Linked DNA regions of Homo sapiens: region 1 is linked to region 2. Evidence: read pairs that join two places in POLR2A ChIA-PET (ENCODE). Cell type or tissue: GM12878. All regions are shown on one strand. Links, peaks and the distances in the headings refer to the core of each region. The heading gives the core; the rest is flanking DNA.

Region 1 (10,329 bases), core at 1,985-5,984, 81 kb before region 2:
TAAAGGGACATATACACGAGCACAGAGTAATTTTGAAAAACACGTGGCTCTCCCTGTCTGGCCTCCAGTCAATAAATGCCCCCACAGATGGGAGTTTTCGATAAATATTAAACCATAACAAACAACTGCTCAGGGCTCTGAGACGTATGCAGCCTTTTCAGCCACAGAAAGCACCTGTCAAGAATGACTTCGAATATGAGTTATGAAAAAGAAAAATAATGTTAGTCTGTGGTACACAAGGCAAAGTCCTCAGACAGCCTGCGCAATGGAACTTGGGATAATAGGCCCTGGTAGACACAGACGATAGTGCCTGATGTCTGTCCTACCCTGGCGACAGTCTCCCACACGTGACGGGCAAATGACTCTATTTTAATAAACAGGAGAGGAAGAGACAGGAAAGAGCCTGCACCAGAAAGCTGAGGTTTGGGGAAAATTCCATAGAAAGCAAAAAAATCAATTAGAAATATTAAGTCTTTCTTAAAAAATTAAAGTAACACGGTGCTGTCCAAGGATGCAGTTTGTATTTAACGTCCAAAGGCAGGTTTGCTGTTATTGTTATTTCACTAAAATCAAGACCATTAACTCTGTGGTAGAATGGAGCAAGGCAGGGAAGAAAAGCAAAGGTTTCCTCTAAGGAGAAATAATTTATTGCATCTCTACTGCAATGCCTCAACCTTCAAAAGTCATGGTGAGAATTCTAAGTCTCAAGTCATTCCTAGTGCAACAGCAAAAATGTGCAGCCACCACTCCTGGGTAAGAGGTCAGCAGTCGTTGCAAACTTCATTAAAATCTTTCATTCCCAAACCAGTGAAACAACATGTAAAAATGGCCCCAGTAAAGACAAGAATGTGACCTCAAAAAAATTTTTTTAAAGAAAGATATGTCCAGGAATTTCAACTGATGGAACACCCAGTGCTTCAAAAACAGGGTTTTCTTAGAATCTTCTTAAGAAAGAAACTGAATGAATGTCATGGGGGATTATACCTTTTTCATCTTCCCAATTCAGCAGGGACAATAGCCACATGTATAATTCCATCACGACAGGGGAAGCAAAGTCTCAGAGATGGAAAAAAGACACCAAGGGCAGCTTAACATGTGGTCCTTCTCCAAGGAAGTCAGCCATGCAGCAGCCAAAAACAAAAGGAAAAGGTCCCAAGCTCAAGGCGAAGGACCCACGACTTCAGACACCTGAATTGCACTTTGCCAAGCATGGTCCATCATGAGGTGTGCAGAAAAGAGCACGTGCTTCAAAAGGCCCCTCACAAGGTTGGCCCTTGGCTGGCACCTGAGAACCTGGATTCCAGGAGGGTTCCCACCATCCTAACTAAAGAGCAATTCACTGCACCTAAACAGTTTATGCAAGCAAAGTGGTTTTTGCTGAACATCTGCTTTCCTTCTGAGATTCTGGAATTTGGGTCTGTGCTAGGCAGCAGGTGCCTATGTGACCAGCTCTCAGTAAGAACCCTAACAAGAAGCTGATGTGAATATATACTGCAGGATTCCAAGTACATGACACTCTAGAAAAGGCAAAATACAGAGGCAGGAAAATAGTCAGTGATTGCCAGGGGTTGGAGACAGGGAGGGGAAAATATGCAGAAGAGGGAGAATTTTTAGGACAGTGAAACTACTCTGTATGATACGATCATGGTGGATCCATGTCATTAGCTATTTGTCCAAATCCATAGAATATGCAACACCAAGAGTGAGCCCTAATGTAAACTATGGACTCAGGGTGATGGTGACGTGTCATTGTGGGTTCATCAGCTGTAACAAAATGCCCCGCTCTGCTGGGGGATGTTGATAGTAGGAGAGCCTGTGCATGTGTGTAGGGCAGCGAGTATATAGGAAATCTCCGTATCTTCCATTTGGTTTTGCTATGAACCTAAAAATGCTTTAAAAACTAAAGTCTGGGCTGGGCGCGGTAGCTCACGCCTGTAATCCCAGCACTTTGGGAGGTCAAGGCGGGTGGATCACCTAAGGATGAGAGTTTGAGACCAGCCTGGTCAACATGGTGAAACCCCGTCTCCACTAAGAAAATACAAAAAATTAGCCAGGCGTGGTAGCAGACGCCGGTAATCCCAGCTACTTGGGAAACTGAGGTAGGAAAATCTCTTGAACCCAGGAGGCGGAGGTTGCAGTAAGCCGAGATCGTGCCACTGCACTCCAGCCTGGGTGACAAAGCGAGACTCTAGATAGATTACATAGACAGACAGACAGACAGACAGACAGATGGACAGATAGATGATAGATAGACAGATAGATAGATAGTCGGTCTGTTTAAGAAAAAAAAATCTGGCTGCTGAGTCTAGCAAGCTTCCCTAGTAGATGCCATTTCACACGTCACCACCACTCCTTGCTGATTGAACTAAGCTTGCCCTGTGTGCCCACCCCCCAGGAAGAGGACACTGGGAAATTTGTGCCCACCTGATCTGCGCCCTGCCCCTGGTGCCTCTCCCCTGTGCTGATTTTGCTCGAAGTCCTTTCGCTGTGATAAATCTTAGCCATGACTATGACCATAGGCTGAGAACTGTGAGTCCGTGGAGCGAATCATCAAACCTGGGGGTGGTCTTGGGGACCAACGCATGGGCACTTAATACGTGTATTGTGACTGATCACCTAAGCTCTAAAAATACCATAGATCCTGTCACACTGAGATCACCCGTTGGTCTCAGGGATCCTGTATCAAGTCCTCATGCCAGCATGCCCACACAGATGCCCCCATGGGGCTTTGCTGCCGAGACAGCTTCCTCCATGAGGGCTGAGATGGGCTAACTACAGCATCCGAGCTTATGAGATTAGAATGTCAGGCTTCCCACCAGGTAGGGGAACCTCTGCCCCCAAAGACTTTACCATCACCTCCTCGCCACCAGTGAACATAAACCCCACAGAAGTCAAAAGTTGTCCTTTCTTTCAAAAAACAAAGTCAGCAAGCCTCAATAAAATCCAGAATAATGCCTCCGACCAGCTTCCTAGATTTCCTTCGACGGTCACTGCTCTTCATTCTCCTTGGACAAGCCTTCATCCAGCGAGGCTGAGGGATGTCCCTGAGAGGGGGCATGTGGCTTCCAGTGAATGTGAAGAGGAGGCACTCCACAAACCCTTAGGTCCACAGCAGACTCTAGACTCTATCGACAGGATGCCCAGGCTGGCCCAGGGAACTAGAACCCACCCCTGGGCACACATGTGAAGCCTGTACGTGGAAGAGGAAGACCAAGGAACCAGAGTGGCTTTCAGGCCAAGGACAGGCTTGAGTCACAGATGAAGCCGGGGCCCGGAAAGCCATTGGCACTCAGTCTCCCACCCCTAGAAGCAAGCCTTCCTTCCCGAGCTGTGTGGCACAAAGGTACAGTCCTCTCAGGCTGTTCACCTGCATGCAATCACAGCTCAGAGCTGGACAGCCTAAGACTCATTCCCGACTGTCCCCACCACCCCATTCTGCTCATCTACAGACAAGGGTGGAGCCTCAGCAAGCTCTAGCATCTGATCCCTTCTTAACCTACTCTGTAAAGGAACATGCAAGGAAGGACCCACTCATGCATTTAGCACTGACTTATGGTGCCCAGGAGGCAGCACGAATACAAGACAATGAGAAGGGTTTGGACCAGCATTCAAAGAGCTCACCGCTGAGTTCTAAAACTGCATTCCCTGTCACCTCTGAAAATACCTCCAGCCACAGGCGACCTACATCCCTCATCTGTTAAAATGCAAACAAAAGAGGTCTTGTTGGAATCCTGCCAGGTATTAAAGGGTAGGAGAGTGGAAAGCAGTGGAAAAGCCTGGAGATGACCACTAAGCCATCCTCCAACCTGCTGGGCACAGAGCACGTCTCACCTTCTGACTCAGAGCTGCCAACAGACAGGCTGCTTGGGAGTGGAGGGGACGAGCAGGTCACAGGATGCCCGCCGGTATTACCTTGAGGTAACAGGAACTCCAGCCTGTTGCACAAAGGTGAGCATCTACAGGAGGCCCTTCCAAAACAAGCAGGGAAGTGCAATTGATGGAAATGAGGTGCTGAGCAGGTGAGGTAAGAAAACCACGGAAGCAGCAGAGAACCTGGAGTTAGGCTTGGAATATGGAAACCTAGGGCGGATCCATCAGTGTCAGTGGGGCTTCTTGTTCAGGGACTGCAATTGGCCTCCTGCTCCCCATCACCTTTTCTTTTTTTTTTTTTTTTTTTTTTTTTGAGACAGAGTTTCACTCCTCGCCCATGCCGGAGTGCAGTGGCACAATCTCAGCTCACTGTAACCTCTGCCTCCCAAGTTCAAGCCATTCTCCTGCCTCAGCCTCCGGAGTAGCTGGGATTACAGGCACCCACACCACCACCACACCTAGCTAATTTTTGTATTTTTAGTAGGGACAGTGTTTCACCATGTTGGCCAGGATGGTCTCGAACTCCTGACCTCAGGTGATCCACCCGCCTCAGCCTCCCAAAGTGCTGGGATTACCAGTGTGAGCCACTGCGCCCAGCCTTCCCTCCCCTCCTGATTCCTCCTGGGCTGCTTTCTCAAAGATAACTCTCCTGCAGGGAGGTCAGGGTCATGCCCAAGGGCCAGCCTTTTCTAGACGGATGATTCCCACATCCTTCAAGTCTCAGAACACCCAGCACAGACTGAAGGCGATCAAGGTGACCGGGCTACCACTCAGCATTGGGAAGCATTACCCGGTGAACATCAAATGTGTATTTACACACCGTTCAGAGTATTATTTAACAGATTTGAAAACAGCACAAGGACGTTTTTCACTTTGCAATTAGGGAAAGAGATTTGCTAATTTAGGTCCTTAAATCCTTGGAATCTTTAAGCAGTCACTTGCTGGATGTCATTATCCCTAAAGCCACCAGCTAATTCTAGGCCAGTAATGAGAGAGCTCACAGCTTGCACAAACAACGGCTGGGCTCTATGAGCCTGGAGCCAAGCCAATCTCACAATTCTGCCTAGATCCAGCCCCGTTCCTGGTCACTAGGGTAGTGGGCATCTCATGGGCATCCATGATCAAGGCTCAGCGCCAGACCCCTTGTACACAGAATCAGGAAATCTCAAGCGCTGAAGGGCACTCGTTTACAGAGGAGATTTGGAAAGGCCAAATGGCTTACCTGGGGTCACAAGTCAGGGGTGTGTCTGACTCCAAACCCCAAACACTCTATGCTATCATCCTGTACCCAGTCACAATTAGAAATATAACAACAGACTTATTTTTTTAATTTGGAAGAGAAAAATCTTAGGACTAGTTACTCAAGGTAAGAAAGCAATAGAAAAGGAAGAGAGCTCTTAGCCAGGTATGAGGGATTGCTCCTGCAGTCCCAGCAACTCAGGAGACTGAGGCAGGAGGATCACTTGAGCCCAGGAGTTCAAGGCTGCAGTGAGGTATGATCACACCACCGCATTCCAGCCTGGGTAATAGAGCAAGACCCTTTCCCCACAATAATCATAATAAAATTCACAAGGGCCAGTACCACTTCAGAGGAGGGACTTGTAGATGCAACTAAATCCAGACAGAAGGATGCACTGGGGGACCTGAAATCCCCACCCAACGACAGGAAGTCTGTGTATGTTAGGACTCTTAACATAACCCTTTACAAAGTGAGGGTTTGGCAAACTGCAGCCCCTAGAAGATGCAGAGCTGAGTGATGCCCAGGGGCAGGGGCCCAAGCACGTGGCTATCTGGCAGGTTCCTCAATGTTACTGCAAAAATGCTCTGAATCCACGAGTTTGTTTTTTCTTTTCTATGGTTTTCCATTCAGCAAATATAAACCGCATGCCAGCTTTCTGGACGCAAGGCATTGACTGGGGAGATGCCAATCACAGGCTCCAGACCCCTTACATGAGGCAAATCCTGAGAAACCACTCCAAAACTCGATGCATTCTGACCACCAGATTCCGCTTTCCTCGACCCAGTTTTATGCTTCTTTTGTTGACTAAATAACCAAGCAAAATTAAGGGAGAAGACTCTAAGGAAGCCTAGACTGTTTGTTTTGAATAAACAAATATTAAAAAAAAAAATCAAACCCTTCCACCTGAGAAAAAAATTACGCTGTACCTGGAGCAGGAAATGAGAGCAGAGGGAAAGATATCAGGCATTGGTAATTAAGTCCTGGGGTCTGCAGGAGGGAGGGCAGCTGGTAGGATGAGAATGATCAGCAAAGCTCCACAAACGTGGTAGGCAAAAAAGCAGCTGGACTGGGAAAGGTTTTCAGCAGGGAGATGGGGGATCTCCAAGCTCCTCTAATCTCTAAAAGGAGAACAGCATAAAGAGAGCAATTCTGAGGCTGTGAGAGGAAACCTGACCGAGCACCTGGTGTGTGCTTTATGGGTCTTTCCCTGGATCTTATGTAATTCACGCCCCACCTGCTCCCATGCCCGGAACACATCTGGGCACAGTCTGTGGTTCTTTTCCATGATCCGTGTGAGCTGGCTCAGGGACAGTGAAATCCCTGCATAGCACTGGCATTTACTCTAATCCCGGGGACCTTGTACATGACTCTCCCAAAGGGTCATCCTGTGCTGTGCAGCAGCTCCCATTGCCGAGACGGCACCATCTTGGGAGCAGGTGGGTGGAATCTGGCCTTCGAGAGTGTCCAGCACAGACCAGCCCAATGAGGGCAGAACACCAGTGACAAGGACACGGTAAGGGTGGACAATGGGGAATCTTCAGGGTGCAAGCAAGGCAAGCGCTGGCACCCTGACACCATTCATTCGTTCACTCATTCATTCATTATTCAACTCACCCATTCATTTATTCAACTCACTCATTTGTTCATTTGCCCATTCATTCACACATTAACTCATCTATTCACTCATTCATTCATTTATTCAACTCATTCATTTGTTCATTTGCCCATTCATTCACACATTAACTCATCCATTCACTCATTCATTTGTTCACTTGCCCATTCATTCACACATTAACTCATCCATTCGCTCATTCATTGATTTATTTATTAATTCATTCATTTATTCGTGTACTCACTCATTCATTTGTTTATTCATTCCCACTTTGGTGGGAAAGCAAAAGTCTTCAAACCAGGCCCCAGCTGGATCTGCCAGAAACACACACACAAAGACAACAGACAAATAAACCTTGGACTAAGTTTCCTGCAAACGAAGGTAAGGGTGATAGGAGAAAACTTGAGAATCACAGCCTCATGGGGCTGAGGAAAAACTCTTTGGGGCTGTCTCCCCACCACCACGGGCAAGTTTCAATCCACCTCTGTGGGTCATATGATTCCCACTCTCCCTATCACCATCTCCAAAGGCAAATTAGAGCTCCCAGGCTCTCAGAGAAACGCGGCCCAGTGTCTCCAGACAGCCCTTGGAATCTGGAAATCACTGCTCCTCTGATGTATCCAAAACCCCTCTTCCAAAGGTAGAATACCTGAGCCAAAGACTGGCCACAGTGACCTCTGCTCAAGGAGACATGGTCGGCCTTCTTGATTGCCTCTCCCCAGGGATGACAGGTCTCTCCAGACCCTGCCGCATGGCCAAAAGGGAAACACAGCTGGAGGAACTGTGACGCCAGGAGAAGAGTCAGGAATCATCAGAGGTTGCCAAGAACATCCTCAAATCCTCTGCGGATGTGAGAAGGTTGTAAATCTTAAAATGTAATATAGAAAAGCTGGATAATAGCTGTCACTTCTAGTTTTCCCAGTAATCCCTTCAGGGAAGTAGAAAAGAAGAGGAGAAAAGTCAGACCGGGTCATGCGGGTGAGATCAGAGGCTTTATTAAAGCAGGGAACGGACGCCCCCAGCTCTGGCCCTGGAGTAACAGAGCACGCTCCTCCCACCCTGGGTTCCTCAGGTGCTCCACGATAGGCAGGCGCTCTGAAGGATCTCCCTGGATTCCCCTGAGGATTAGTGCATCTTTTGAATGAGTTATTCCTCGGGAAAGTGAGGGGATTGCATCTACCTCTCGGGAGTGCACATAACTGACTCTCTTGGAGTCTGAGAATCGGCCTCTCTCCCCGACCCACCCAGTCTCTCTCCTCAGACACTGAGTGATCACAGCCTCCAGCTCACCCAGACCCACCTGTGCACCCGGCTCCTTTCTAAGCCATGAGCTGATCTCCGTTTCCACCTGTGCCCTCAATAACCAGGGATTACAGTGCAGCTGCAAAAAACAGCCCCAGGCTTCCAAGGGGCAGCAGTGGAGGTGAGATGTGTGTTTGATAACTTCCCGACAAAACTGCCTTTCACATTTTGGTTTATTGTTTTAATTTTTCTTCCTTTCTCTACTACAAGAATAAGGCAGTAAGAACAAGGTGGAGAAAGCATAATTTTTTAAAAAATAAGAAAATGAGGCTCATCTCCTAATTTATTATAAAAAATAAAAACAATAGCATTTAAAAATAATCACATGTATCAGCTGGGCATATGGTTCACGCCTATAACCCCAGCACTTTGGGAGGCCAAAGCGGGCGGATCACTTGAGGTCAGGAGTTTGAAACCAGCCTGGCCAGCATGGCGAAATCCCGTCTCTACTAAAAATACAAAAATTAGCCTGGCGTGGTGGTGCACACCTGTAATCCAGCTACTTAAGAGGGTGAAGCAGGAGAATCGGTTAAACACAGGAGGCAGAGGTTGCAGTGAGCTGAGATTGCACCACTGCACTCCAGCCGGGGCCACACAGCAAGACCCCATCTTAAAAAATCATCATCATCATCATCATCATCATCACATGTATGCACCAAAGCTCCAAGCCTGAAAAGCCCCAGAGAGCTGCAATGGAGACATATCCAATACTCGGCACGTGGATTCTATCTCCAGCTCTGCCCTAAGGAAGCGTGTGGTCGTTCACAGCCTGGGCAGCTGTCTGGTCTCAGTGTGTTTGCAAAATCAGCAATGTACTGCCTCGTTCTCAGACTCTGGTGTGTGACCCACAGACAGGACAAGGAAAAAGTCGTGTAATTAATTCAAATGACTTGGGATAAAAACTAATCTGATTTAGTGAAAGCTCTAGATGTTCTGAAGCACACTGATCCCCTTCAAGTTCATCAGATATAAAAACTCACAGCTACAGGAGGCCAAAGGACCCACAGACCTGTTCCGTGCAAGCCCACCTACCAGCAGGGCTGGTCAGTGCCTTGTGGGGCTGTGCTCTCCGGGAGAGCGGATCGTGTTCATTTGGGAATTATTGACCACAGCGCTTTGCTGAGCAATCCGTCTTTTCACGGAGCATGCAAAGGTCAACAGGGGCTTGGTCCCATCCAAATGCTCACAAATCCCAAACGAGCAGGATTGGAACAGGGGTTTTCTAGGATTATACCAGCTACTGACTTCCATCCAAGAGAGAACAGCAAGGCAGTGGGGGATGTAAGTGTTTTTGTCATTATGTATGACAAAGAACATGAAGCAGAGGAAATCAGAAGGCTGGAAAACAGTGAGAGAAGCAAGCAAGCAGGAGAGAATGTGGGAGACAAAGTGAGAGTGACTCCCCGGGGTGGGGAGGGGCAGTGCTGGGGCAGTGTTGTTCTAAGAACTGCAGTTACCCAGCCCATGTGTCCAAAGGATGCTAACCAAGTACATTAATGCAAACATTCACGCATCCTCGGTGGAGGGATTCACCAGAGGTGAAACCTTGCGTGGAGTGCAGCTGCACACAGCAACTTCCCTGGGCCCATCTCCCACAGGCACCCGGTGGTCTCAGTCACACCCACCTCGAACCTGAACTTAGTGCCAATGTTTGTCAGCCCATGTGCTAAGGGCTGGGCACAGTGAGGTGGATGACTGAAGAGGTCGTGCAGGGTCACAGGATGTTATAAGAGAGAATGGGGGCCAGGCATGGTGGCTCACGCCTGTAATCCCAGCACTTTGGGAGGCTGAGGTGAGTGGATCACCTGAGGTCAGGAGTTCGAGACCAGCCTGGCCAATATGGTAAAACCCCATCTCTACTAAAAATACAAAAATTAGCCAGGCACGATAGCGCGCACCTATAATCCCAGCTACTCAGGAGGCTGAGGCAGGAGAATTGCTTGAGCCTTGGAGGCAGAGGTTGCAATGAGCCGAGATCACACCACTGCACTCCAGCCTGGGTGACAAAGCGAGACTCTGTCTCAGGAAGAAAAAAAGAGAGAGAGAATGGGGAAGGGGAAGAGAGCATGGGACATTTGGTGGTCAGGGGAGACTGCCTGGAGGAGGTGGCATTCACACTGCAGGCTGGAGAATGAGAAAGAAGAGTGGGGGAGAAGGGGTCAGCAAAGAGGAAAGCACGTGTGTGAGGCCCTGAGACCAGAGAGGGCTTGGGGGCTGGGGAACTCAAGGCAAGCCAGAGTGGCAGGGGTGGGCGATGAGGGAGGCACAATGTGGGAGATGGCAGTGGGTGGGCAGAGGCCACACC
Region 2 (4,000 bases), core at 1-4,000:
CGATTCTCCTGCCTCGGCCTCCGGAGTAGCTGGGACTACAGGTGCACAGCACCACACCCAGCTAATTTTCTGTATTTTTAGTAGAGACGAGGTTTCACCACGTTGGCCAGGCTGCTCTCGAACTCCTGACCTCAAAAGAGGAGGTACCTCAAAGTCCCTCTGAGAATTTCACCTTCAAATTCAGAAATCCCTCCCCAGGGGAGCCCAGAAGCCCAAGGCTGTGTGCTTGCCCGTTTCCAGAGCCTCCCAGCACACGGGCACCCATAATGTGTAGACAGAGCAGGTGCTCCGAGAATTCCTGGGGAAACTGAACAAAACCACCAAATGAACTGTTCGTCCAAGCCCAGGTCCTTGGGGAATCTCACACCCCACATCCAGTCCACCAGCAATTCCTACCAGCTCCACCTTTAAAACACATCCGGAATTCGGCCAGGTGAGGTGGCTCACGCCTGTAATCCCAGCACTTTGGGAGGTGGGGGCGGGCAGATTTTTTTTTTTTTCTTTTTGAGACGGAGTCTCACTCTGTCGCCCAGGCTGGAGTGCAGTGGTGCAATCTCGGCTCACTGCAAAATCCCAGGCAGGCTCCCACATCAGGCACTTGCCCTTGTGGCCGCCTTTGACCGGAAGAGTCTACGTTCAGACAGCCCCATGGCTCTTTCCAGGTCTGCATTCAAGCGTCACCTCAAGCTGCCATCACCCCACCCCACACATCCCCTTTGGCTCTTGGTTCCTGCCTAACCTGCAGCTTCTAACGTGCTGTTCCTTTCCCTTCTTTGCCCCTTGTATTTTCTGTGGCTCCAGGAGAGCAGGCATTCTCGTCTGCTCACTGCCGTCTCCTCGGTGCCTAGAATATAGCAGGTGTTCAACCGATATTTTTAAATGTATGAGAGGCTGAATTTATATCACGCCTCAAAACAAGAGGACTGGGGAATCCAAACATCTAAAGAAGACTGCAGCGGGGATACCCTCGGGGAGAAGTCTAGGGGCTTCCCACCCCTCCTTTTTTCTCAGTAATGTTCTTCCTAATGCTTCTCACGGACTCTCAAATTCTAAGTAACCCCAGAAAAACAACTATGAAATTCACCAGTCAAATATACAAACCACCTCGAGTGTTTGTGCATTCTCTCCCCCACCACACACACATACACACGCACGCGCGCGCACACACACACACACGCACACACAAACACATATACACCAAAAAAGAAAAGTTGAGTCTGTTTTCCATCTGGACTTTCAGACAAACCAATCATCTGTGTCCTTAATAGGTGTATTTATTGGGCAATTTCAGAATAAGTAGCATAGTGTGAGATGAGTGGGAAAAGACGGTGCTTGACCCACGGAAGTTTCTATTTATAGTCTTCCTAAAGCAGCATCCAGCAGGCACTCATTTAATGAAAAAGGAGACACACTGCTATTGACACAAAGTGAGATCAGGGTGCTGGTCCTGAGCTCTTATTGTGCTACTAGTACAGTCACAAAAATGTCCCTCCAGAGCTAAGTGCAGTGGCCCGTGCCTGTCATCCCAGCACTTTGGGAGCCCAAAGTAGGAGGATCACTTGAGGCCAGGAGTTTGAGACCAGCCTGGGCAACACAGCAAAACTCTGTCTCTACAAAAAAATAAAAAAGTTAGCCAGGCATGGTGGTGCACACCTGTAGTCCTGGCTACTCTGGAGGTTCAGGAAGGAGAATCACTTGAGCCCAGGAGTGTGAGGCTGCAGTGAGCTATGATCGCACCACCGCACTCCAGCCTGAGTGACAGAGCAAGGCTCTGTCTCAAAAAAAAAAAAAAAAAATTTTCCTCCAAACAGAAATGAGCTGCACCTAGCCACACAAGGAAAGCCCCTCGGGAACAAAAGCAAGTGCCCTCCTTACACAGGGAGCCACAGAATCTTAGGGTTGCAAGGGTACTTGAAAATTTTCTCATCGGCTGGGCGCGGCGGCTCACGTCTGTAATCCCAGCACTTTGGGAGGCCGAGGCAGGCGGATCACGAGGTCAGGAGATCGAGACCGTCTTGGCCAAAATGGTGAAATCCCGTCTCTACTAAAAAATACAAAAAAATTAGCCGGGTGTGGTGGTGCTACTTGGGAGGCTGAGGCAGGGGAATCGCTTGAACCTGGGAGGCGGAGGTTGCGGTGAGCTGAGATCCCGCCACTGCACTCCAGCCTGGTGACAGAGCAAGACTCTATCTCAAAAAAAAAAAAAGAAAAGAAAAGAAAATTATCTCATGTTCCCTGTTCCCCACCCCCAACCTGCCTTGATTTTATAGATGAAGAAACTGAGACAGGGAGAAGGTAATGTAGGTCAATGTCCAAGCAGTCCACAGGCCACAAAACCCCTCATGGCTGAACCAGACCTAAAACCCAGTCTCAAATCCTCCACGATGCCTTGTCCAGCCATCTACAGACAGGAACAACTTCAACTTCAAATGCTCAGTCTACACGAAAAACATGCATTCATATCCCGCGGAGATGAAGATCCATTTTCTAGGGCATGCCATGTTCTGTACTCCAGGGGAAATGAGGTTTGTTGGGAGACTCATTCTGCCACGTGCCAAGTACCCAGGCCTTTCCATTCACATACATTTCACAGCCTGGAAATTGCAGAAGTGACTTCTATGAGTCTAGGGTGCTTCCTAGACACCACACCGAAGCTTTCCTCCCATCCATATACTTCTCCGAATAGTATTTTAGGGGTTTTTTTATTTTTTGCTTCAGTAGTCACTGAAAGATAGCTACGATAGGGACGGCCTGAACAGCCTTGGCAAATACACCAACAGAAATGTGTACCCCTCCTAATTTGCCATTACATAACATTTATTTGTTCTCATAGTGTGCCAAGGGTCTGAAAACATGTTGATTAATAGACAATAATTAAGTCTCACCACCTTATTCAGAGATATGGTTATGTTCTGGGATTCCCTTTTGTAGGAGGCTGCACTGAAGCGCACAGGTTGAAAGGTTTGTCCCTGAGACCTGACTCAGAGGTGCATCAGACAACCCAGGCCAGACCACAAAGCCCAGTCCTTTCTCTTATGCTGCTCTTTGCTTCCTCAATCTCATTTTCCACCCTCCTGGGCCAACCTTCACTCCCATTCGGCCCCCACTCTCCAGCAAGGTCCCTCTAACCATACAGCCTAACCGCCTTGACCCCTTAGCTTCCAACAGTAAATGCTCGGCTCCATGAGGTGAGATACCTGGATAAGGCAGTGGATATCAGATTACAAAGTCTGGCAAAATGAGTGCTCCTCCAGCCTTTGCAATGCTTTATTTTAAATACATGTGAACATTGTGAGCTGACAGCCCTGCTTCTTACAAGGCTTTCCTGCCTTCGTATCTTAAAGACGTAGGGAGAAAGTAGGGCAAACAAAGTGACTGGAACTGCGGCATACTTTGGAAATGAATGCCAGTGGTTAATTGTCGATGCCTTTCATTTGTGTTAGATTTCATTCAAAACAAGAGAAGGGCCCAGACTCAAAATCCCCACTGAAGGGACCAGAAGTCAACTCCACATTAAGACTCGGGCCAGAGTCACCGGTCATGGCCCAGGGTGGAGCAGGCATCTTGAACTGGGGACCACTTCTAGAAAGTACACAGAGGCGGCTGGGCGCAGTAGCTCACGCCTGTAATCCCAGCACTTTGGGAGGCCGAGGCAGGCGGATCATGAGGTCAGGAGATCGAGACCATCCTGGCTAACACGGTGAAACCCCGTCTCTACTAAAAATACAAAAAAATTAGCCAGGCATGGCGGCGGGCGTCTGTAGTCCCAGTTACTCGGGAGGCTGAGACAGGAGAATGGCGTGAACCCATGAGGCAGAGCTTGCAGTGAGCCGAGATTGCGCCACTGCACTCCAGCCTGGGCAACAGAGTGAGACTCCGTCTCAAAAAAAAAAAAAAGAAAGTCCACAGAAGCAAAAGGACGACAATCCAAAAGCTCTGAAATGCTTCCAAGTTTTCCAAGTTTAGATAACATTATGCTATCATTATTGCCATCATTATG

Evidence for each region. ChIA-PET counts read pairs that join two places held together with the same protein. Peaks named below come from ENCODE experiments on the same cell type or tissue, not always from the same donor. Only the 100,000 strongest peaks of a DNase experiment are listed, where the experiment ranks them.
Region 1: POLR2A ChIA-PET joins it to region 2 with 5 read pairs; 9 of 35 experiments call an interaction of 5 or more read pairs at or near these places.

What each region holds. Positions count from the first base shown.
Region 1 is chr10:12,429,076-12,439,404 of GRCh38, reverse strand. All of the region lies in intron 1 of CAMK1D (calcium/calmodulin dependent protein kinase ID), which reads right to left. Among named protein-coding and RNA genes, the nearest start is that of CAMK1D, 85 kb to the right of the region's middle. In GM12878, for the core only: no CTCF peak of the experiment used is centred there; no DNase peak of the experiment used is centred there.
Region 2 is chr10:12,352,638-12,356,637 of GRCh38, reverse strand. The region is part of intron 1 of CAMK1D (calcium/calmodulin dependent protein kinase ID); the gene reads right to left. Among named protein-coding and RNA genes, the nearest start is that of CAMK1D, 5.1 kb to the right of the region's middle. RefSeq lists a silencer at 32-81. In GM12878, for the core only: no CTCF peak of the experiment used is centred there; no DNase peak of the experiment used is centred there; H3K4me3 peaks cover 2,486 bases; H3K27ac peaks cover 911 bases.